Regions from separate parts of the Homo sapiens genome. Here regions 2, 3, 4 and 5 are each linked to region 1. A link is a loop called in an ENCODE intact Hi-C map of the cell type or tissue named here. Cell type or tissue: GM12878. All regions are shown on one strand.

Region 1 (5,000 bases):
GACTTCTCCTTGACTGGCCCAGGGCTCTGCCCCTGGTGAGTTTTAGTATCTGTCTAAAGGGATCATTGTCATAAATCTGTTGAATTGTATCATTGTTGTGAAGTAGCAAGTGTACACAGCTTCTCTCTCTCTCTCTCTCTCCCCTCTCTCTCTCGTGTGTACATATCTGCAATGTACTATTTTATAATTACATTAATAATGGTTCCCCCAGTAAAAATAATCTGAATTTAGACCCTTTGTATCTAAATATTTATATGGCACCCATCACTAGATACTTAGCTGTTTATAAACATTTTTAAAGTGCTTTCATTAAATTAATTATTCTGGTCAAACGTAGGCAGATACAACCATTGAAAGGACACACAAATAAAGGCCCAGCACAGTTGAGACACCACCTTAGGACTTAGCATGAAGGCTCTGGGTCAGACACCTGAAGGGAAAATCCTAGCCTCTCTGCTTCCAGCTGGATGAGTCAGAAAAGTCTCTTGGGGTGGGAATAAGAGGAAAGATCAGGTTCTGCCAGGTGACGCTCTAAGTACTCCCTGCTCCATGCCGCTGCTTCTCAGCTTCATGTGATTGCACCTTTGAGGACTTCCATGGGCCACATTCTAACCTTCTTATTTTATTTTATTAATTAATTTATTTCTAGAGACAAGGTCTCGCTCTCTTGCCCAGGCTGGAGTGCAGTGGCTTGATCATAGCTCACTGCAGCCTCGAGCTCTCAGGTTCAAATGATCCTCCTGCCTCAGCCTCCTAAGTAGCTGAAACTATAGGCATGTGCCACCACACCTGGCCAATTTTTAAATTATTTTGTTGGTGTGTTTGTTTGTAGAGAAGGGGGGGGGGTCCTCATTTTGTTGACCAGGCCGGTCTCGAACTCCTGGCCTCAAATGATCCTCCCATCTCAGCCTCCCAAAGTGCTGAGATTACAGGTATGAGCCACTGTGCCCAGCCCTAACCCTCTTATTTACAATAGTATTCTTTTCGTCACTGTGCCTAAAGTTGTAAAACATGGCCAACTCCCAAATGCACCATCATTCAAAGTATTTTGCCAACCTCTCTGTTCCAATTAAGCACTGGAAATTTGGAGATGAAAAGCCACACCTCATTCCATTCACTAAGAATCACAGAGCCAGGCACAAGGAGCTGGGAGCAGCAGTGCATGGGCACCCAGAGCACCAGGAAAGGGTCTGGAGGGGGCAAGAGCTGAGCCTTGAAGCAGGAGGAGGAGTTAGGCAGGGCAGAAGGAGGGAACACACCATAAGATTGCAAGGAGGTGGGGAAGCCATGACCATGTCCCGTGTCCGGGAGCTACAGGGGCTCTGGTCAGGGTAGGAGGAGAAGTAACAGGAAGGAGACTAGCAAAGGAGGTGGGGCTGATCTCGTGGGGTCTCACAGGCCCTGCTAAGAGAGTGTAGAGTTTCTTTAGAAGATGGTAGAGGGAGCTGCTGAGTGATGCAGACATCATGATGTGAACGTGGCTGTGTGGTGGAGGTTGACAGCATGGACTCTGGGTCGACTGACCAGTCCCCAAAAGCTGGCTCTCCCACCTGATGACTTTGCGATGGTAAGAAGCTCCTGTAAGCCTCAAATTTCTCATCTTAAAAAGAGAAGAATGGGCCGGATGCAATGGCTCACACCTGTAATCCCAGCACTTTGGGAGGCTGAGGCAGGTGGATCTCTTGAGGTCAGGAGTACGAGACCAGCCTGGCCAATATGGTGAAACCCCCGTCTCTACTAAAAATACAAAAAAAAATTAGCCGGGTGTGGTGGCGCACACCTATAGTACCAGCTACTCTGGAGGCTGAGGCAGAAGAATCGCTTGAACCCAGGAGGTCGAGGTTGCAGTGAGCCGAGATTGTGCCACTGCCCTCCAACCTGGGCAAAAGAGTCAGACTCCGTCTTAAAAAAAAAAAAAAAAAAAAGGGAGAATGGTGTTACTTGCCTCAGAAAAATTTGTGAAGATGAGACAATACATATAAAGCACTTATAGCCTCTAGTACTTAGTAAGTGGTCAACAAATGCTAACTATTGTTGTTACTGATCATTTGAATAATAATGATGTATATAATTTGCCTCATTTTTTATAGTTGTGATAATGGAATGAATTAACTTTGTCACGGCAAAAGAAGTTTAAAATGTTAGTTGTGTATCCTGATAGAAAATATAAACTTAAAAATCAATTTTTTTTAGAGATGGGAGTCTTGCTATGTTGCTCAGGCTGGTGTTGAACTCCTGGCATCAAGGTATCCTCTTGCTACAGCCATTGTGCCTGGCTAATATAAACATTTGTTTATTCATTCCACAAATATTGATTGACCATGAAGGATGTACCAGTCACAGTTCTAGGCTCTTGGGATAAAGTAGTGAACAAGGCTGACAGAGGTCCCTGCTCTCCCAGAGCTTACATTCTAGCCGGGAGGCTGATGATGAAAAAGGAAACCATGTAATTCACAAGGCCTGTAAATTCCACTAGGATAGAGAACGTGTTGTATTTGTACCTTGATCTATCTCAACTGCATAAGACAGGGCATATGATCAGGCACTCAAGGAATGTGTTGAATGAATGGAAGATTATTTCAGATAGTGCTGCATGCAGGAAGACAAGGAAACAGCATGACATGACAGAGTGGGAAGGTTGGCTTGGCTAGATGTGGTGCACTCCTGAGAAAGCCCTGCTGAGCTAAAGTGGATGATGTGAAGGAACCAATCGTGGGACAGTCTTTAGAATGGCTATTCCAGGCCAAAGAAGATTCCGTGCCTAAGCTGAAGGCCCGGAGGCAGGGCTGTGCTAGACCTGCACAAAGAAAGATGGAAAGGAATGAATGGACCCCACAGCACAGGGACCAATCATTTGTGGGTGTTTGGCAGACCTGTCTTTTATCTAATAGGAGACTGTTTTTGCCTCCAGAGGGCACTTGAACATAACAAATACATCTAAGGGCCAGCTTGGGTTAGCCCTTAGAGAAGCAGTTTCCCGAAGGCATAACTTGAGAGGGCCAGGAATGCAAAAAGAAAATAATCTCAGACGAAGCCTTTGCTTATTGAAATTTGCAAGCACCTCTTTTAAAAATTAAATTTTCTTGAGATAGTTAGTACAATAAGCTAGCAATGTGGGTTTTCGTACATTAGTGTTAGTTGAATAATATAGCCCTCCCCCTGGTGGACAGATGACAGAGAAGTTTGGCAGGTAGGAGAGGGGACGAAAGGCTAATATAGAGAGGTCTTGGCAAGGGTGTCAGGCCTGGGTGAGACCCAAAGCAAGGAGGCTCTGAGAAGCTAAAAGGCAACATAGAGACAGGCCAAGGGACAGGAGAGAATGAGTACAAGAAGTCAAGAGGATGGGCGGGGGGAACCAGAGTACTTTGATGTACTTTAGAAATTGACCTGAGGACAGTTCTGCCTGGTCATATCTCTGTCATCTCCAAAAATTATGTGCTAAGCACAGTTTCAGCATAGTTCTATGTCATATGCTGTGCCATACACATTAGTGTGACATGATCCTGGTCTTCCATGCACTTAAAATCCAAAGCAACTTTAAACATGAATATACTAAGAATGAGTCATCTTACGTAGAGGGGAAAGACAAGTATCTAGACAATCTAATTTGAAGGGCACGCAACCACTTCCTCTTCCGTCCCATCTCCCGTAAGTTCTGCTGCTGCGGGCCTCTCCGTGCCCCTCCCCCTTACTTTGTCCTTCGGTTTTGGGCACTAAAGACCTTGTGAAGGAGGTAATGGGCTCTAGGAGACTCATCCATCTGGGTGCAACCTCTCTGGGCCCCCACAGCCCAGGCACCTGTTGCATTACATATCTTGTTCTATTACCTGCTCCACATCTGTGATCCCTGCTGGATCAGCAGCCCCTTGAAGCAGGGAGCAAGTCATACTCATCTGTGTATTCCAAGGGGACTAAAGCTACATTTTTCACACAATGTTATACATTTACACTAATATCATCTATCTATATATTATATAAACATGCATGCATGTTCATCTATTGCTTTTTTTTTTTTTTCGAGACAGGATCTTGCTCTGTCACCCAGGCCCGAGTGCAGTGATATGATCACAACTCACTGCAGCCTCCGCCTCCTGGGTGCAAGCAATCCTCCCACCTCAGCCTCCCAAGTAGTTACGACTGCAAGTGCACGCCACCATACCCAGCTAACTTTTTTTGGTATGTTTCGTGGAGATGGGGTTTCCCCATGTTGCCCAGCTGGTCTCTAACTCCTGGGCTCAAGCAATCCACTTGCCTCAGCCTCTTAAAATGTTGTTTTAGGCTGTGTTTGATACTGTAGTTCGATCTGGTTTTTAAGATAGACCAGCTGGAGATATGTATATATATGTGTGTTCCAGAAAGAAAGAAAAAAAGTCTCAACTTGGAAGATGCAGAGACAAAAAAGCTCTTAATCCACCTAGGAAAAAAGATGGGAAATACCACATCCAGTGTAGTACCACACACATCATCCATCACCCAAATCAGGAAGCCTCATGATGAGTTACGTCCCCAGTGAGCCCATCCAGCCTCATTTTCTCCTTCTTTTTGTGACTTCAGCTAGTACACCGCCTTTGGAAAGATGTTCATAATCCGTTAATACTTTTGCTAGTGGAGCCACAAGTAAATTGAAGTAGGTAGCTGAAACTGCTGGACAACTGGGTTTATTCTGCAGGCTTATTTCACAAAGAGCAAACCTCAGAAGACTGGGGCCATTGCTGACCTGGCTAGTTGGATTTTCAAATATTGACCATTCCTGGACTCCTTGCTACAGGGTTTCATACATCTGCTGTGACATCGGACTGATCTTGTTGGATAATTCTGATGTCAATGAGAAAATTAAATGAGATAAGAATGTAAATGGTTTAGTATGCAACGATGGCAGTTAGTGGTATTATTATTCTCATTACCATATTGGGCATGTTTATGCTGCCTCCTGATTTTATTGGAAAAAGTCTTACATGCATTTTTACACAGAGGCATTGAAAGTTAATTCAGAGTTGATT
Region 2 (5,000 bases), 990 kb after region 1:
TAAATGCTAAAGCATGCAGTTAAATGTTCCACTAACATCAGTTTCCTCCCACACTTTCCTACCAATTAACCCCATCTTCTTGGCAGGCAGTGCAAGAACACTTTGCTGAAACTAAATTTGACCATCTTGCCTGGAACTGGCTTTTTGTGCAGTGACCACCCACACTCTCTTTTTCACTCCACTCCCCTGACCCTTGACCCAGTCTGCTCATTATAGTTCACAGCATGATGAGCCAATCTCACAATGAAGAGGGACATTTCCTACCTTTGAGAAAAAAAATGGGCAGAGAACCAGCAGACTTGTGGTGCCTTCCATTTCCCATCTGTAAATTTCTCAAAATCCCTTCCAGTAAGCAATCTCTTGGGGCTCATAATGTGATTAATAGTATTAAGTGTCTCAGTTGTCTTGAGCATTTCAGATGCAAATCTTTCTTAATAATGTATAGTTATTGTATTATGGATGGGAGACAGTTTGATCAGGCTTCTTCCTCTTCTCATGCATGCTAGAATCTGAGGGGGCTTACACGAATCAATCAGTCAACCAACAAGTAAAAGTTTTGCTTCATTTCAGCAATGAGTTAATAGGGTTGCTGTGGGTCAAATCCAAGTGTCCCCTCTGGAATCCAGAGACCTCAAATCAGCAGGGCTAGATAGAATTCACATCACAGAGTGGCTCTTCCTGGGAGCCCTATAAAAAATGATTATCAATTTCATATTTGTCTGAAATGCCACCTTTGTAAAGTTGAATCTTAAAAGTGCAAATATAAGTGAGTACCATTTTCTCTCTGCAAACCTTGTTTCAATATCACTTACCCTACTGGGGTTGTCATTTTCTTGAAATGTGATTTCCAAACTGTCCAGTCCTAACAACTGTGCATCTCCTCTCCACTCCCTGCCCATTGACAACAAACTCTGCAGGATCCCACGATCACCTAGAACCACATGCCCTTGTCCGGGCATCCACTATTCTCCTTCCACTCACTGTCAGCTGGATTAAAAGGGGCCGAGCCAGTGTTCAGCTGCCCTCTTTATCTGCCTCCCCATTCCTTCCTCTGGCTATTCATGCTGCCGCAGAGGTCTGGACCAGCTTCCTGTAATCTCCTGGAGAGGGAAATTTCTCCCTTTAGCCTGGCCTCCCAAGCCTGGTTGTTTTGGGTCACTGATTTCCTCCTCTCTTCTCACTAGGGTTCATATAGCTTCCTTTGCTAGCCTGCTAACCCTTCTCCACCAGTGAGGAGTTTTAAGCCCTAGGATTTCAGAGTGCTCCTATGTTTCCTGCTGTTGGAGTGCAGGATTTCCTGAGCCAGGGATGTATACGGTTGAGGCACTGCTGGGCTCTATCCTGACTGTACCTTATAGAGATCATCCTACTCTCTGTACATCACATTTGTATCCCAGGGCATTGAGTTCTGTCCCTACTTTGATATATCATTTCCTTCACTCCCCAAAGCTGAGCAAAGTGGAAAATCCTCCATCCTCCAAGTACTCTTAACCCCTACTCTCTCCGTTTTGATTTGGGAGTGGTCCTTCTGCTTCAATTTCTCATCTGAAGGATTTAGTTTAAATACAAGATAAACTAGAAAAGCAAGATGTTGTATGAGGTGTAATCTTCCAGCTGAGGTCTCTTCTGAATGCCCTATCAAAAATATTAAATAATTCAAAAATAAAAGGATTAGCAGAAATACCTGTTAGGGTAAATTCTCTGATCCTTTTTGTTTCTGATGGAGGAGTGTAAGTAGACACTGTTAACAATTTAAAGGATGAATTGTGTGTACGAGAGAACTCCTGAATAGTAACTAGAAAATGACCATAGACATAAGTTAATTTTCAATCTGAGAAGGGCTGGTCTGATGGTAGTGGGTTATCAGAATTTATTAACATTAGTGTCACCAAAGTTGGTATAAAACCCCCAACTGCTAAATTTGACTGGCTAGAAAAACTAAATAAATATGAGAAGGTAGTATTTACCAGTGAAGACCCAAAGTAAAATACTTAATTTCTCACATGGCCAGATAACAAGAAATCCAACCCCTTTAATCCCTGCCTTACTACCTTCAGTTTTCCGACATCCTCACTATATACCCTGATATAGCCCAGAATGCCAAGGAGTTTACTAGAATTTCAACAAATTCTCAGTTTTCCAGTTTTATTTCTGGAGCAGGGACTCAGATGCACCTCTTTTGATGACCTTCATTGCTGTTGCAAAGCAAGTATCCTTCTTCCAAAGGTAGAGCTAGCTGAATTCCAGGCATTCAAAAAGGTTCTCTGTTGACTATGCCATAGCCACAAGGCTGAAGCATATTGCGGTTGGCCATGATCAAGGCCAAGGACCTGAGACTGGGCCTTCACTCCAATTCCTGCCTAGTCCCTGGCAGTTCATCAAGTTAGACTTGCTCTTCCCTAATACATTGCTCATTTAGGAGTTCCCACAACCAAATGACACTGAGTTGAACATGTTAGCCCTCAGACACATTTTTTTCAGGCTACCAGACTGTCCCCAGGATGCATGCTCATCTCAGCACCCATACTCTGGGAGCTCCTGAACCACCAGCCTTCAGAGTGGGAGCCCAGAGGTTCCTCTCTTTCTATTCTCTTGAAAACTTTATTTGAAGGACTTCACTGTTCTCCCCTGTTCCTGGGCCTTGGTTAAGGACATTATCTTCATCAAAACAGGTTTCCTTAACTTTGAATCTAAGAGAACAGGAGCTGGAAATCTCCTTGTAGACATCTGGACAATTGCCACATGAATTATTCACTCCTTTACAGTAAACTAAAAGCTCTGGTTATTTACAGTTTCTAACAAATTCCAACTCAGTGAACTGTCTACTGTGTTCTAAACTATGAACTCCTTGTGAACTTCAGGTCTTGTTGACTTCTATATCCAATGCTTACTGCCCCTGGTGCAGAACACTGTTCAGCAAATACTAGTTGGACGGATCTGAAGCCCAGAGCTCCTGCCTCTTCTAGGTAGTGGTGGTCTCCTCCAAGTCTCTGCTGGAGTTTACCAACTAATCTAGAATCCACCACTCATTGCTCACAGCTATTCTAGGCCATGCCATTACCCTCATAGGATGTTCTCCTGACGGGTTCTGCACCTGAGCTATTCTTTGCAGGTGATGTCAGGTGTGCTGTACTCTGACAAATAGGTATATTCTAAGTGTTCCATGAATAGAAGCTCTTGGCTCATCAATGAAGGTGATGACAGCTTTTCCAGGCACAGCCTTCTCCTTATCCCTTCTTAATGTATTAAATGGGCTGTGTGGAGTGGACCGTGTTATGTGACCAGATGGAGCCGGCCCTGCATCAAACTTTGCAGCAACCAGCTTGCTTCCCTTCTTACCACACTTTCTCCCCCCAGAATCCATGCTGTTTGGGGCCACTTCCAGCCTAGCTTCCACTTCCTGTAGGCTAGAATGAAAAATGATCTCACTTGCCTTCAGGTTATATGTTTATCAGAAGACCTTCAACAAAAGAGGAATGGAAAATGCCCTCGGTAAACTCAAGTTGGACTTCTACATGAAAATTGTGTTACAGTTGTATTTGGATGGCCACTTAGCTTGAGGAGCTGCCTATAGATAAATGATGTTCAGGTGTGCTGAGATTAAACTGAGACAGATTCTAGGTCATTTGTTGGTTTGGGGTCAGAGTCCAAATTAGTGACTGTATTTTATAATATTGAATATCTGGTCACTTAAGGTTAGTTTGGATTGGTGTGTAGTCTAACAGGCCTCTGGGAAGTATTGTCCTTTTCAATCTCACAAGCACATTAGTAATACTGCCAACTGTACCATCATTTTAAAATAAAAAAGATACAGTGCTTGACTCTAAGAATTTAACATCAAACAGAGAGAACAATTTTAAAATAAGGCATTGTGTTTATGACATTAGGAATGAAAAAAACAAAACAAAACAAAACAGAACAAAAATGAACAAACAAATATTAGTCATCTGGTAACTAAAAAATCCAGGCTTTTGTGTTGTTAAGCATCAACATTTTCTAAATAATACCATCCTACTTGCCCAATGGCTGCCACACTCTTGTCAAGGACAATATTTATTTCCATTTAAAAAGTAAATATTTCCTAACAAAGGGCATAGGATTGAATGATATAGCTTTGTCTCCACCTGCAGGAATAAAGAGAATGAATTATTATTTGTTATTTGAAAATATGTAAGACCTCTAGGATCATCATTAAAAATATGAGGTGAAATCAATACTCGAGCTTTACTAATACATTCTTCTATAATGAAGTAATTGTAAAAAAGACATAATTAATGTGAGCCACTATGCCTGTTTAACTTTTTGCTGAACTATAATATATGTATAGAAAAGTTCACAGTCATCAATATACAGCTTGATGAATGATCACAAAATAAACATACTTGTCTAACCATCATCCAGATCAAGGAACAGGACATTCGCAGCACCCTAGAAGCTCCCTCAAGAATCACACTTACTTTTCAAATCAGGATTCAAAGTCCTAGTTTTTAACCTATTCACCAGTCACATCCCATGGGAAGAAGGCATCTTATGGGCACGTGAGCCACAGACTCCAGACATGCTGTTCCCCCCTGAGCACCGTGGTCTAGGTGCTGCCCCTAAGAAGGCCATTGCTAGCCCCTGTTGTGATGGGGGGAGGCAGCCCCTGACTTCCTATGGCTCCTGTCTTCTACTGTGGCTCCAAACACAATCAGCTTGTGCTCATGTTCAAGGACAGGTGTAGCTCTCATTTTCATTTCATCCTCAGTCTGGATGAAAATGAGGAGAGATTGAGGTTTTCTACTCATCAAAACCCATTTCTGGTGCACTTCTTGAAGATCCATGGCACACAGTATTTAGGGAGGACTCCTGTCTGACCTGGACAAGAGGGGGGCCTCCCACAGGTTACTACAAGCAGCATGTCCAACATTCTACACCTCCACCAAGGAAGAAATTAAACTCTTTTGCTGATTGCCCAAACTACAACTTCTAACTAAAATAGATCTGCATCTGCTTTAGGT
Region 3 (5,000 bases), 96 kb after region 1:
GTGGGAGGGTCACTTGAGACCGGGAGGTCAAGGTAGCAGTTAGCCTGATTTTGCCACTGCACTCCAGCCTGGGCGACAGAGCGAGACTCCGTCTCAAAAAAAAAAAAAAAAAAAAAAAAATTAATTAATTAATTAATTAATTAAAAGAAAGATGCTTCAGAGAGAGTGAGAATATCTAAGAGAAATTCTCTCTTAATAAGTATCTTTAGAAAGTTTCCCCAAATTATGCAACTGATAAACTTTTTTTCCCCCAGCAAAGCTCAATATTAGAACAAAAGATGCAGACAAGTCAGATACCTAATGTTAAAAGATGCCTGTATAATGAACAATAATGAAAATAGTGGCCAGGCACAGTGGCTCACTCCTGTAATCCTGGCACCTTGGGAGGCAGAGGCAGGCAGATCACTTGAGACCGGGAGTTCGAGACCAGCCTGGCCAACATGGTGAAACCCCATCTCTACTAAAAATATTAAAATAAATAAAAATTTTAAAAAACAAAGCAAATGGCTGGGTGCAGTGGCTCATGCCTGTAATCCCAGGACTTTGGAAGGCCAAAGTGGGTGGATCACCTAAGGCCAAGAGTTCGAGACCAGCCTGACCAATATGGTGAAACCCCGTCTCTACTAAAAATACAAAAATTAAAATTAGCTGGGTGTGATGGCAGGCGCCTATAGTCCCAGCTACTTGGGAGGCTGAGACAGGAGAATTGCTTGATCACGGGAGGTAAAGGTTGCAGTGAGCCAAGATCACGCCACTGTTCTCCAGCCTGGGCAAGAGAGAGACCCCGTCTCAAAAAAAAAAAAAAAAAAAAGGTAAAGTATTTATGTTACCTTAAGATATTATAAAAATGAAACTGCAGGGCACGGTGGCTCACGCCTGTAATCCCAGCACTTTGGGAGGCCGAGGCGGGAGGACTGCCTGAGCTCAGGAGTTCGAGACCAGCCTGGGCAACACGGTGAAACCCCATCTCTACTAAAGTACAAAAAATTAGTCAGGCGTAGCAGTGTGCGCCTGTAATCCCAGCTACTCAGGAGGCTGAGGCAAGACAATTGCTTGAACCTGGGAGGTGGAGGTTGCAGTGAGACGAGATCACGCCACTGCACTCCAGCCTGGGCGACAGAGCGAGACTGCATCTCAAAAAAAAAAAAAAGAAAGAAAAAGAAAAAAATTTTGGCTGGGCGAAGTGGCTCACCTCTGTAATCCCACCACTTTGGGAGGCCAAGGCAGGTGGATTACGAGGTCAGAAGTTCAAGACCAGCCCGGCCAACATGGTGAAACCCCATCTCTACTAAAAATACAAAAATTAGCTGGGTGTGGTGGCACGTGCCTGTGATCCCAGGTACTTGGGAGGCTGAGGCAGAATTGCTTGAACCTGGGAGGTAGAGGTTGCGGTGAGCCAAGGTCATGCCACTGCACTCCAGCCTGGGCTACAGAGCGAGACTCCATCTCAAAAAAATAAAAATAAAAATAAGACAAATGTTAAAGGCACATAAAAGGCTCTTTTTTTTTTTGACTTTTCTGAATTTTATTACCTTTTCTCTAAAAGTTAACTTTTTTGCAAATGGCTATTAATGTCATATACCAGTAGAGGGCGATAAAACATTACTTTTTAGTATTATCTTAAAACTACTTTTACCAGAGTGGAAAAAGAATTTTTGGATAACTTTTCTTTTGCCCCTTCACAAAAGAAAACGATCGAAGACACTAGCAAGATGGAGAAACATAGTTCAATGGGAAGATCAAAAGTAACAGACAGATTACCATGACCTAAATTTGCAGAAGGGAGAATCATCATCTGTGTAAAAACTATAGTGACAGCTCTGTTTAGATTGGTTTATGTCTCAGGGAGACCGCCTTTTGTGCTAGCTCTCTGACACTGCATAACAACTGTGGGCAATTACGTATGGAAATCCTTCAAGCTGAAACAAATTGCAAAACTTAAGTGCACTTAGTCTGTTGTACCTTTTGTGGATCTAGAATACGTAACTTTAAAAATCTAGATTGTAATAGCTTCTAGATAGATGACAGTTTGGGCGTGAACCATTTAGCCATCCACTTGTGGTATGGCAGGAGTATATGGTGAGGAGTGGCCAGCTAACATTCTCAGGGGTCGGGGTGCCATGTTTACGTGGGCAGGCTTGATTCCTGGAAGCCGAGCTCATTTACCAGAAGAGCAGCCAATACCATGAATAAATCTGGTCCTGAAAAAGTAAATGCTCTGTTTCTTGGATTATTTATTTATATCAGATGGAGGGGGACAAGAAAGCTTATGCCTTTCCCTGTGGCCATGCAGCGCATGTGAGAATGTGCACTATGGCCGGCGCGGTGGCTCACGCCTGTAATCCCAGCACTTTGGGAGGCCGAGGCAGGTGGATCACCTGAGGTCAGGGGTTTGAGACCAGCCTGGCCAACATGGTGAAACCACATCTCTACTAAAAATACAAAAAAAAAATTAGCCAGGCATGGTTGGGGGCGGGTGCCTGTAATCCCAGCTACTTGGGAGACTGAGGCAGGAGAATTGCTTGAACTCGGGAGATGGAGGTTGCAGTGAGCCCAGATCATGCCATTACACTCCAGCCTGGGCGACAAAAGTGAAACTCTGTCTCAAAAAAATGTAAAAAAAAAAAAAAAAGAGAGAGAGATAGAATGTGCACTGTATTTAGCCTAGCCTGTGGCATTTTGTTTTGCAAATTTTAGTAGTATGGAAGTAAACTATCAGCATAAGAAAAAAGAAAATTCCTATGGCTCTGAATATGTTAGGATTTCTATCAAACACAGGGCCCAGCCCAGCCAGTTCCCAGTGGGGTAGGCTCGGCCCTTGGTCCCTACCAACACATTGACTGCTCTCCCCACAAGGTGATTTCACTGCACTGGACACAAGATGAGATGGTTTAGATGCTGGCACTGGAGCAGCTGCAGTAATGTGAGCTGAAAGGAATGCAGTTGTATGTCGAGAGTGCCAATTTCCAAAGCAGGTTCTTGAAAGGCTGTTTCTCTTCGTATGGTGAGGGACCTGTGCTGTTATCAAGACTAGGAAGGAAGGAGATTCATTAAATGTCATCATCAGCCTGAACAGGTGGTTGGCAAAGGAACGGAAAGCACGGAGATGAAGTTTTAGAGATCGGGGTGATTGCTGGCAACTAACATTATCAACTGTGATTCCAAGAGGCCCCAACTGTGGGAGGCCTGGAGGAAGCCACAGAGGTTATCTGGAGGGCCAGAGCTTACAATCTGGTTGGACTGGATCCAGCTGAATCCATCTGAGGCCAGCTCCAGGAAAGGCAGGTCTGGTATCAAGATGTACAGCAGACCATGGTGGGTGGGGAGCTCAAATTGTACTTACGGGCAACTGGGTGTGGGGAGGAGGGTTGTATGGCTCTGCAAGCATAGACCAGATCCTATGGCTATCCCCACATGAGATAGCGGGAGGATATCCTATGGGAGTTAGCCATAGGATCTGGTCTAAGCTTAACTTGAATTTCAATAGGCTGCCTTTTCTTTTCAATGAGCCCTCCTCACGAATACTTTGCATCCAAAAACTTTCTCCTTCTAATGTTCTAAGGGCTGCCAGCTGCCTCGGGCAGGCTCTCCAGAAGCCTAGGGAAGAGATACAGGGGTCAGGGAAGCATGAGTTGGGACCTCTTTTTTCTCCTATTCTTACCTGTGTTCAGCCTGGTTTACTGAAAGCAAGAGGTAATGAGCCTTTGTGGATGGGTGTGGCTGAATCATTGTGCGTTACCGATACAAGATGATCTGGAAGAAGCCCCTGATGGAACCTAAGGCCCTGGTGGAGTTTCTTTGAATATCATCAGAGGGAACTTGAGACCCGAGATACAGAGGGGACTGCAAACAGGCCTGCAGTGCCTGGGGCTGATTCCACAGGCAAGCACCTGTATCATTATCTCAGGCGACCCCCACAGCAGGAAGATATTATTATGCCAAGTACTCAGATAATGAAACTGCCTGGAGGAATAAGGAGTAGAGCCTGAATTTGAATTTACCACTTTGTCCTGCTGAGTGGTTGGTGAGGGAGGGGTAATAAGCATTAGAGCTATTAACTAAGGAAGCAGCATGGATTACTGGTTAGAAGCAAAGCCGTGGCTCTAGCCTGCCTGGGTTTGTATCCCAGCTGTGCAAGTAACCAACCTCCCTGTGCCTCAATTTCCAATCACACCTGCCCAGTAGGGTCTTGTGAAGATTAAATGAGTTTATATAGAAAAGTGCTTAGAGGCTGGGTGCGGTAGCTCACGCCTATAATCTCAGCACTTTGGGAGGCCAAGGCTGGCAGATCACTTGAGGTCAGGAGTTTGAGACCAGCCCGGCCAACATGGTGAAACCCTGTCTCTACTAAAAATACAAAAGTTAGCTGGGCGTGGTGGCATGTGCCTGTAATCCCAGCTACTCGGGAGGCTGAGGCAGGAGAATTGCTTGAACCCGGGAGGTGGAGGTTGCAGTGAGTCGAGAGTCGAGATCGCGCCACTGCACTCCAGACTGGGCGACAGAGCAAGACTCCATCTCATTAATAAATAAATAAATAAATGAATAAATAAATAAATAAATAAATAAATAAGCTTAGAACAATACCTGGCACATAGTAAGTCAGTTTTCCTGTATGGTGCTGACTGTGCCGCTTTGTTAAACAACTACGCATTAGAAGAGTGGGTTTGGTTGAGACTGCCTCTAAAATTAGTGCTTTATTTGCTTAACTGCCTCCCTGAATTAGGGTCCTTTCATTCCTCATTTGAATGTTAAAAACCTAACCTATGTTTGGAAAAACATAATTGATCATACAGTCATTGTAATTTGCGAGGGCTGCCCTAACAAAATACTACAGACTGTGTGGCTTAAACAACAGAAATTTATTTTCTCACAGTCTGGAGTCCAAGATCAAAGTGCCAGCAGGTTTGCTTTCTCCTGAGGCCTTGCTCCTTGGTTTGCTGACGGCTGCCTTCTCCCTGTTCTCACATGGTCTTTCCCCTGTGCAGGCATCCTTGGCGTCT
Region 4 (5,000 bases), 840 kb after region 1:
GTGTGCCAGCAGCTGTAGCAGTGCCACAGGGTGCATGCATGTCGGCTGGGGCAGGGTCCTGGCAGAAATGGGGCTGCTGCATTCCTGCATGTGTTCAGGCTGGCAGCAGGACACAAGTGGGGGCAGGGTTGCCAATGTCCCTGCTTGAACTTGTGCCGGCAGTAGCCGGGGTGGGGCCCTGGTGGGCAGAGAGGTGGGTGGGGTTGCCAGCATAGCAACTGAGTATTATTGAATAAAGGACTATGTAGGGTTTAAATAAGATGAAAAAGTATATTTGTTGTGCTCACCTTCACTACATTTTATTTTCTTTGTATTAAGCCTCATTACCACTTTTGAACAAACTTGTAGTGTGTGCTTTTTTGAGATGTACTCAGGTTGGAAGGTGGGTACAAAAGGGGGGTGTGATATTTCAACAGGTTTTTGTTTAAAAAACCCTAAATGAGAGGCAAAATTAGTTTTTCTCTGGTTTCAAAACAGGGACAATGTAGAGTTCAGGCAAAAAGCAATGCTATTGAATAGTTGCTCTTGCATTCATGGTGGGGTTGATCTTTGTCAGATCTATTAGAACTTGTACATTCATAAGGGATGTCCTCTTTATCACTGGGGACTCTGTTTGCATTTGAAGTGTAGATTTTTTTTGAAGTCATTCCTTGAAACTGCAGCTGAAAGATGCACACAGTTCTCTTGTATGTTTTCTAAAATGAAGCCTAATTCATTGTCAAATGTCAATCCCACCTGCCTGAATGTGAAATAAATATTTACATTTTTGTCATATTAGTTGTGGAATAAAGGATTCCTCAGCTTTGGTTGGCGGGTGGAGAAAGCTTGGTTTCTTCACTTTGGAAAGGTTAGAGTGATGAGGGAAAGGGAAGAAGAGCCCTGTAGGATGGCTGTGGCAGTGCCTTTGAAATCAAAGGTGGACACTCCACTGTGGACATCAGGGGCTGATATGGAGAAGAGGGGTGGTGAGGTGGCACAAGGAGGCCAGAGCCATATTCTGAAAGCAGCATCTTGAATACTGGTACCATCAGCTCCTACCACCTTGACAGTCCAAGGAATACTCACATTAATGCCCCAGAAATTAGAATTATAACTTACTTTATTACTTCACACAATTTCTTACACTTTATTTGTTTTGATTTTTGGCCTTGGCCAAAACTTTTGGGAAGCCTTGGTTTTAACAGTTTACATTATTCACCTATCTTCAGCAAATTACATTAAAAATATTGAAAAGTAGTGAATTTCTGCCTTCTGAAAGAGAAGGAAGATTTCCACTGTGTTGCTCTGAAAATGGAGGTGAAGCACAACACGCTTATCTGTCTGACACATGCCAAGCAGTGACAGGTGATGTTACCAGAAGGGTCAGATGTGTTTGCCTCGAAAGAGACAGGTCCCACAAGCAGCAGTATTTTGTGAAAGCTCATTTTCCCAGTCTCTAAATGCTAAATGGTCGAACACTTATATTCTAGGGAAAAAAAAAAGATAAATGCATGTGTAAGAATTTTTATGTCTGTGTCTTTTTATCTGTATCCAGGTTTGACGTTAGTCATTTGTTCTGATTCACACAGAAACTCTGGGGCAACTGTGGGATGCATTTAATGTGCTCGGCATCGAGTTTAATCTGGAATGCAGAATTTTTTTACGGTGCAATTTTGGACAGGTTCATCAGGCATGAGGTTTATGTATGAGAAAAGGGAACTGTGGCAATGCGAAAACAGAAATGAGTATGGCCACATGAGCATCCAGGGGATATGGCTGTCTTTCAGCAGTACCTAGAGAAATGAAGGCTTCAACTGAAAGAGCCTTGACAATTTCATTAGGGGAAAGTTGTCCTTACCATTATTATCATCATCATCACCATTATCAAACTGTTAGTGAGCTCCTGCAATGAAACCCTACCCCAGTCCAGGGACCTATGTGAAAGGTCTCTGTGAATTGGCTCAAGCTTCCTCTCAGGAATTCTCAGTGTGTCTGGCCCTTCCACTTCCTCCCTCACCCTCCACCAAGTTCCTTTCTCGCCCTAGCAAATGGCATAACACAGTACTGTCTTACAGACGTATAATGTGAGTCACAAAATATGCTATTTTAAATTTCTTTTAAAGAAATCAAATGAAAGAGGTGATATTAATTTTAATAATATATTTTACTTAAGCCAATATATTCAAAATGTCATGATTTCAAAATGTAATCAATATTTAAAATATTGAGATATTTTACATTCTTCTCTTTCACTCCAACCCTTGATAATATGTGATACAGTGTGTATTTTGCACTTAGAGCACAGCCCAGTTTGGACTGGACACATTTCAAATGTTCAATAACAGCACGTGGCTCGTGGCTACATATTGGGCAGCACAGATAGAACTGCTCCAAGCGCCATCCTCTGAATGACTCATACATTGTCTGTAGACGCTCCACCAACATTTACATTCCCAAGATTACTCCTCTGAGGTCTTGGGAGACCCATCAATTCCCCAATCAACTCCATGGCTCTGAGCTGCTGGACGGCTTAGCACCACCTTTCTCAGCTCCGCCTCTAGAGGGCAGCCCCGAAAGGCGTCTCTGTGAGCCCTCTAGTGACTGCTGTCAGAATGGACAGGACTTTACAAATAACTCCTATGGAACTTTAAAAACCAATCCCATTAAAGTACCATTACAGGATCACAGCTCTAAGGGATTCTTTTAGCCATTGCCTATAGTAGGACACCGGCCCATAAACTTGCCCTGCAGGCAGCCGTGATCCGTGGAGATCCCTTCAGAGGTACTGCAATAGAGAGTTCATCACCCCTTTATGCCATCAGCAGAATTCAGCTGTCTGGGAAGCTGCTAAGCAGTGTGCTTCTCTTCATTTGCCCCCATGGCCCTCAGGACATAGCCTGCTCAGAACCCATTTCACCCCTTTCTGCTGCCTCTGAGAGTCCCAACTTTGATCCAGCACCCATCTCTCCTCACAGAGGTCGTGGGCCCCAGAGGAACTGCCCAACCCCAGGACTGGGATGTCTTGGGACATCCCACCCTCCTTGACACTGATTGGTCAAGATGGCAGGACTGGCCCAATCAATGCATGGGCCTCGAGAATCTGGCTTAATTAGATGCTAGAGGAAGTTTGACGAGAGCTTCTGGGCAAGACATTTCCCTTCTCTTAAGAGTAAGTATGGGAAGCGACGGCTATTTTCTCTTCCTGTGGACATTACGGTATGTGGATGTGAAGTCAGAAACTACTGTAGCCACCCCTCCACAGGGGGAAGCTGCATGGGATGAAGCTGACACACAAATATGACAGCAGCCAGGGCAACTGTAGAAATAGAGTTGGAACCACGGGATTAAACTGACTCTGAAGTCCACCTTTTTGTATTTTCAGTTACATATTCAGTAAATTTCCTATTGTTTAAGCAGCCTGTGCAGTGGTCTGTGACTTGTAGTAGGACTCTCCCTAGTGGAAACAAACTTCAACACAAACCGAATTCCAGAAACTTCCCTGCATAATCTACAGCTCCTGATAGCAGGGGAGCAAGTGAAACTTCTTGGAATTATTTGTGTGCAAATGTATGTATTTATTTGGAGCAGGGGCTAATATCTGATACCCCTAAAGTTAGGATGGATGCGTTGGTTATATACCAAACTGGGCAGCCTAAGGCGAGTAAAACAGAGCATCTGTTCACTTGCTGCAGGATGGAGACACAGATTCCGTTTGATATTTAATGAGAAACATTCTAAAAATGGAGAAATCCTAGCACCCTACAGACTGAGTTTTCCATTAGAAATGGAGGAAATAGTAACATTGAAATACATCTTTGGGAACCTTTCTGTCAAAAGAACTTTCTCTGGCCCCCTTGATTCAGGGGATGTGACCAATTTTGTTCTGCTGCTGATGACAAAGATGATGGGACAAAGCCACAATCTACCTCGCAGTAGGCCAGTAGTCCTCCCAACTCCAGGGACACACGCTCCATCCTTTCTTCCCTGCCAGCTGCTTCAAAACCTCGCATGTGCAAGGAGAGGAGCTGGGTTCAGCACAGACTCACTTCTGTGACTTGCCAAGCAGTCTGGCCCTGACCTTGTGAGAATTGTCTCCTCTCCCCGGGATTCGTTTGGCTTAACAAAAGCTGGGCCCACTGCAGCTCCCTTTATTTCTTGATGGGTCCCTTTTTGCCTGTCCTAAGAGGATTGTTTTCTTTATTTCCTGTGATCTGCAAGGCCCTAGCTTTAACCTCCCTTTCTCACTGATCAGAGACCTCTCCTATTACATTTTGTAGGAGCATTTAAACCATTCAGTGCTAATTAATGCCAGTCTGCATAACCTCTCACCTCTCCATCTTGATCTTTTTTAATACCACTTTTAATTCAGACGAAGGCTCTCATCTTTGCCAATATTGCCTCTTTCTAAATATCAATTTAATTGAATCTCTAGCCTGTGGCATCTTCCTTTCCTAGCAGTTTGTCTAGGAAAGGCAGTATACCACAGAGGTTATGAGTCTGGTACTCTTGGCCACAACTCTTGCCTTTTAATACTGGCTGTGCCACTTACAAATGACTCCTAAGGAACTTTAAAAACCAATTCCTGTGCTTTAGCTGTGCTTTAGCTGTGGTAAAGCTCTAAGGGATTCTTTTAGCCATTGCCTATAGTAGGACACAGGCCCATAAACTTGCCCTGCAGGCAGCCATGAGCCGTGGTGATCCCTTCAGAGGTATTGCAATAGATAGGGGGATCTTGGGGATGTAAACCTAGTTGGTTTCCTTATCTAACCTACTGAGATAATATTTCCGACACCATGAGAATCAAAGTAATTGACACATGTAAAGTATTTAAAACGGTAAGTGCATTAAATGTTAAAACATAATCTGTCACATAATAGGCACTCAATAAATGTGATTCCTATGAAGCCTATCTCATAAAGAACTTAATATGTTGCTTCTCATATCATAAAATCTCAATAACTATTAGCTGTTATTTTACGGTTATTACCATGCCATTCCTCTTGACTACTTTTATCAAAGGT
Region 5 (5,000 bases), 1.1 Mb after region 1:
ACAAGAGCAGATTGATCACTAGAAAATTTCAGAATTATAATTGCAAAAAAAAATAATTAAAGTCGAAATTTTTTTCCTCAACTAACAACTATCTCACTGAAAACATAAGATACTCAAATAAGGTCATACAGAAAAAAAATTCTTAAAATACTGTAACACTGTCTATCAGTATATAAGGAAGGGAAGGTATGAGAGTTGCTGGATTACATATCACTATCAAGCTAATTTGATACGTAACTATTGTGAACACCTGCTAAATATTCTCTGGATGCAATACATATTATCATCATATGGAAAGATTTGAAGTTTCTGCCATTTCAGAAAAGGAATTTTTCTTCATTTTACAACAAAAAGATGCTTGTCTGCTTACTAGTGTCTTCTTTACCTTTGGCATCTTACATTTAAATTTGCCAGCAGATCACAATAATGTCCTACAATTGCCATAAAGATCTTTCTGGGTATGTACATTAAAGGAAGATGAAGTGAGAATTTCTAAGTACATTTTAAAACAAAGGCAGACTTCAGTATATAAAGTCTTTATACAAGTGGCTGGATTAGTTTAAACATTTTTAATATAATAATTCTTACTCAAACCAGGACAGGAAACTGAAAAGTCCATTATAACCCTTAGATTCTAAAATTATAGTATTTATAAAATTACTTTTTAAAAAGAAAAGGAAAAGCATACACCTACTATGTACCCACAAAAATTAGAAAAATTGTAAAAAGAAACATAATTACATAAGCAAGGAAGGGGGGAAGGTAAGGCAGATAAAGTAAAATTTACTTATCAAAGTGACTAGGAGTTTAATTTAACTATATGAAGTTATAAAAAGGTATAAAAGCATAGCAAAATAAATTTCATTTTATTCCTCCTCTTCTTCTACCTTTCCAGTAACTGCCAGTATACAAAATAAACAACATTTATATAAGTTATATATGTCTACATCAAACTATGACAAGTAAATATTTCATTTGGGAGAAATAAGTAAAATAATTTCAAGATACTTAGCCATTTATTTACTGAATATACAGTTAGGTCCTATGAGATCAAGTTAGAGTAACAGTTAAATTTGTCAATATAATCAATTGTCACCAAGTGTGTCATCTGAGATTTCCTTGCCTGAAGCATATACCAAAAAAACAAAAACCTTAGAAATAAAATAAAATTAATTTTAAAGTTCATTTCTTGAAAAATTAATTACTAAACTTCTGGATTTCAATTTCTATGTATGAAATTAAAGTCAATCAATGAAGTTGGTTTACAAGGAAAAGTAAACCAACAATTGCCAAGTATTCTCTAAATATTAATAAAGGAAAATAAAGGTATTTACCATCTGCTAAATACTTAGTGTCATAAACTATGTACTTCATCTACACAGTCATCCTCACAACAACCCTGGATGATAGGTGTTTTAATATACAGGTCCCACCAGAGCATAATTCAGGTGCAGAAGAGTTAAGCGGATGCAATAAGTAAACACAATTAAGTGGCAATATGGGAATTCTAACTCAAATTTGATTCCAAATTCTGTTCCTTGCACTATAAACAGTATTGATGATAATACCAATACACATTATTTTATCCTTGGATTAATCATTATTTATTGCTATGACAAGCAAAAACTCTTCTATGCTTGAAGCAATCAAGTAAACAAAATATTCTTAGTAAATCTCTCTGTTAAGAGTTCATAGATTCGCTGTTTAAATTTAATAGATTTTTTTCTCAATTGAATAAGAAAAATTACTACAGGAAATATAATCTGTAAAAAATAGGTCAATATATGCAAACTACAAATATTTCCAATTTTCTTTCTCAGAGAGAAAACTGGCAATTATTATTTTAAAATGTTTCTTATTAGTCTACATTAGTGTGCTAATTTGAAAAAATTATAGATTGTATTTGAGCTGGTATCAGTTTCTTAAGTTTCTATAAATAAGGTAATAATTTAAGCAGGTACCATATAGCATATGTAAAAACAAAATATTTTACCTTTAGAGGCCTGCACACACCTTCAGTGATATGCCCAACAACTTCTTGAATATTTTCTTCAACACCTAAAATTAATGACTACATAATTAATATTTGTTTCCATATTATACTTTGCTTCATATAAGTTCAAAAAACTAACAAATAATATATAATACATATAATTAATGGCACTAATGACTTTTAAAATAACCATAACAATATTTTAGTAAGTTTGATATCTCTTGGGACATTACTAATTGTGTTAACATATTAATTGTGATAATACCTAATGTGTCTAGAAAGCCTTGTTAATTCATCTGACTTTGAGTTAATAAAATAAATATTTCTTTGTGAAAAAGATTAAAGTTATAAGACAGAGGAAAAAAAGAGGGTGAAATGTATTAATTGAATGAAGTGATGCCAAGATGTATTAGCATTTGTTTTACAAACATCTTGTTCCAGGCAGTGCTGCTTAGCACATACACTGAGGGTATAAAGATGAAAAATATACCTTGAAATCTTTCAGAAAAACTGGTATTTTCAAAACACCAACTATTTATCAAACTCTGTACTGGGTATTTGACATTTACTGCTTGTAATCACCTTCATTTTCACAGATGGAAAAACTGAGGCCCAGAAGATTGAAGTCATTCATGTAGAATAACCTACTTCAACTAACTACAGTCTATTTACTTCCTTAATACTGCCTTATACTTTTCTAAAACATCTTTAAGGAAACACATTTATTTAAACTGGGTAAGGAGAATAATAACAGAAAGAGAACCTAACGATGCACACTTTGTGCCAATCTAACATATATGCTGAGTCTAATCTTGATACTGAAGAGTTAGAAGCTATAAAGTTAGTATTACCACCAATTTGTAACACTGACTCATCTTGCAGATAATGTGAACCACAGAGATGTGTGGCTGAGCTATGTAAAATAGTCAAGTGATACCAAGCCACAGTGTCTCTCTTAACTTCCTACCAAAAATAGAACACTTTAAAATCATACACTAAACCCTCAAACTCTAAAACAGGCCTCTTTAGGTAATCACAACTAAGAAGATTTGGAATTCTGTAAACAAGACATCAGCAACTCTCAACTACAGTTATTTTTCTTCCTTGACATCAAGACAAAAATTTTAAGTACATTTAGTACATATGGTGATGTAGTTTGGATGTTTGTCCCCTCTAAATTCAAGTTGAAATGTAATCCCCAATGTCGGAGGTGGGGGCCTGTGGGAGATGTTTGGGCTATGGGAGTGCATCTCTCATGAATGGCTTGGTGCTGTCCTCACAATAGTCAGCGTTGCTTAAAAGTGTGTGGCACCTCCCCATCTCTCCCATCTCTCTGTCTTGCTCCCTCAATCACCATGTGACATGCTGGCTCTTCCCCTTTTGCCTTCCACCATGACTCTATGCTTCCTGAGGCCTTCACCAGAAGCAGATGTTGGCATCATGCTTCCTCTACTGCCTGCAGAACCGTGAGTCAAATTAAACCTCTTTATAGGTTACCAATCTTCAGGTGTTCCTTTATAGCAATGCAGAAACATACTAACAGATATGATAATTGTCTTAAAATTTTAAAACAGTGCCATGAGAATGAAAAAAGAGGCTGGGTAGCAGAAATGAAAGAATTAGTAGCTTAAAGACCTAAAACAAGTCACTCAGCCTGTTTACACACAGATAAAATTAAGATAATATCACCCTGTACCTTTAAAGTGTCATGCAGAGGATTTGAGAAAATGTATGCTAAATATTCCAGAAATTTCTTAAAAGTGACACAGAGGAGTCTAGGTTTGATATGAAAGGTCACTAGGTTTCACTATAAAACTGAACAGTTGAGTGACAGGACAAAGGTGATGGAAGAGAAAGTCTATTAGCAGAATGAGGGAGAATCTAGAGAAGAGAAAGAGTAATCAGGATGCTTATTGTACCATCAAGGTGTTTATCTAAGTGAAGAAGATGGCAACAAGAACAGAAACAGAGATGCTTGTGTTATTTTCTATATTTAGGCATTAGCAATACAATTGGTGGACCCACCTTGTGTAGTTACATGCTTTAAGAGAGCTTCAAGGTGTTCCTTTTCAGAAGCAGTAGCTTGATGGAGCCAAGCCAACATATCTCCTACATACCTAATGAAAACTAAATGTTAATGAAGATTTCCTTTGGAAAAACATCAACTCCTCTTCTGCTGTCTGATTACTATACCTCAAAGGGTCATGAGAATGCATTTCAATTGGTCTAGGTGTACCTCCGGGGCCCCCTCTTGTGAGCGCATCAATAAATCCACGAACAACTGTACTTCTTCTGGCTGTTCCAAATTCATCTAAGGTATATCTAGAAGAAACAAGTTATATAAAAAATGGTTGGGGTTGTTTCTAGTGGCTATATCAGACTATTCACGCAATTTCTGAGACAACCAAGTACTTAAAAAGCACTTAAAGCTCCTTTAGATATTCGGTCAAGCAACATTGCTTTCAAACAAGAAAAAAATATTTAAGAGATAACTTCAGCTCATTGAAAATTCAATCAAAAAGTAAAAACTTTTACCCCTCCTAAGAAACAATGCTGGGATTTGGGACTAAAGCAGAGGCAGCAGTAATAAGGGATAAAGCAATGGACTTAGTAAAAGTAGGAAAATCAAGCCAAGGTGGGAAGACTTAACTTTTTAGGTTTCAGTATATTCACTATACTAGGTTTCGGTATATTTCAGTATACATATTTGCAGTCTAAAACATGATGCTCTACTGTTTTACGTAAAGCCATAACAGTTCTCAAAAACTGATTATAATTAGAACTCTGCAAATCCAAGGCTGGGTGCGGTGGTTCACACCTGCAATCCTAGCACTTTAGGAGGCCGAGGAAGGTGGTCACTGGAGCCCAGGAGTTTGAGACCAGCCTGGGCAAAATAATGAAACCCTTTCTCATTATTAAAAAAAAAAAATAGCCAGGCATGGTGGTGCATGCCTATAGTCCCAGCTACTCGGAAGGCTGAGGTAGGGGGATCACTTGAGCCCGTGAG

Evidence for each region. A loop is a pair of places that touch in the nucleus more often than their neighbours do. Peaks named below come from ENCODE experiments on the same cell type or tissue, not always from the same donor. Only the 100,000 strongest peaks of a DNase experiment are listed, where the experiment ranks them.
Region 2: it touches region 1 in a loop (2.4-fold over the local background); 11 of 110 quality-filtered maps call a loop at or near these places.
Region 3: a loop joins it to region 1, with 3 times the contacts of the local background. A loop is called at or near these places in 8 of 110 quality-filtered maps.
Region 4: it touches region 1 in a loop (6-fold over the local background); 13 of 110 quality-filtered maps call a loop at or near these places.
Region 5: it touches region 1 in a loop (5-fold over the local background); 50 of 110 quality-filtered maps call a loop at or near these places.

What each region holds. Positions count from the first base shown.
Region 1 is chr13:40,775,545-40,780,544 of GRCh38, reverse strand. No RefSeq gene overlaps it. Among named protein-coding and RNA genes, the nearest start is that of MRPS31, 6.9 kb to the right of the region's middle. RefSeq lists an enhancer at 3,249-3,298. In GM12878, a CTCF peak has its summit at 2,910 (motif pointing right); a DNase peak (open chromatin) is centred at 3,131; H3K27ac peaks cover 727 bases.
Region 2 is chr13:39,782,350-39,787,349 of GRCh38, reverse strand. It overlaps a transcript of COG6 not described here and the pseudogene RNY4P14. Among named protein-coding and RNA genes, the nearest start is that of MIR4305, 120 kb to the right of the region's middle. In GM12878, no CTCF peak of the experiment used is centred here; no DNase peak of the experiment used is centred here.
Region 3 is chr13:40,679,760-40,684,759 of GRCh38, reverse strand. No RefSeq gene overlaps it. Among named protein-coding and RNA genes, the nearest start is that of FOXO1, 16 kb to the right of the region's middle. RefSeq lists enhancers at 2,557-3,321, 3,322-4,086, 4,087-4,851. In GM12878, no CTCF peak of the experiment used is centred here; no DNase peak of the experiment used is centred here.
Region 4 is chr13:39,940,521-39,945,520 of GRCh38, reverse strand. No RefSeq gene overlaps it. Among named protein-coding and RNA genes, the nearest start is that of LINC00332, 240 kb to the left of the region's middle. In GM12878, a CTCF peak has its summit at 2,564 (motif pointing right); a DNase peak (open chromatin) is centred at 2,550; H3K27me3 peaks cover 157 bases.
Region 5 is chr13:39,686,818-39,691,817 of GRCh38, reverse strand. COG6 (component of oligomeric golgi complex 6) reads right to left here. Exons shown (of 19, transcript NM_020751.3): 9 at 4,187-4,315; 10 at 4,019-4,110; 11 at 1,994-2,058. Among named protein-coding and RNA genes, the nearest start is that of MIR4305, 25 kb to the right of the region's middle. In GM12878, no CTCF peak of the experiment used is centred here; a DNase peak (open chromatin) is centred at 2,874.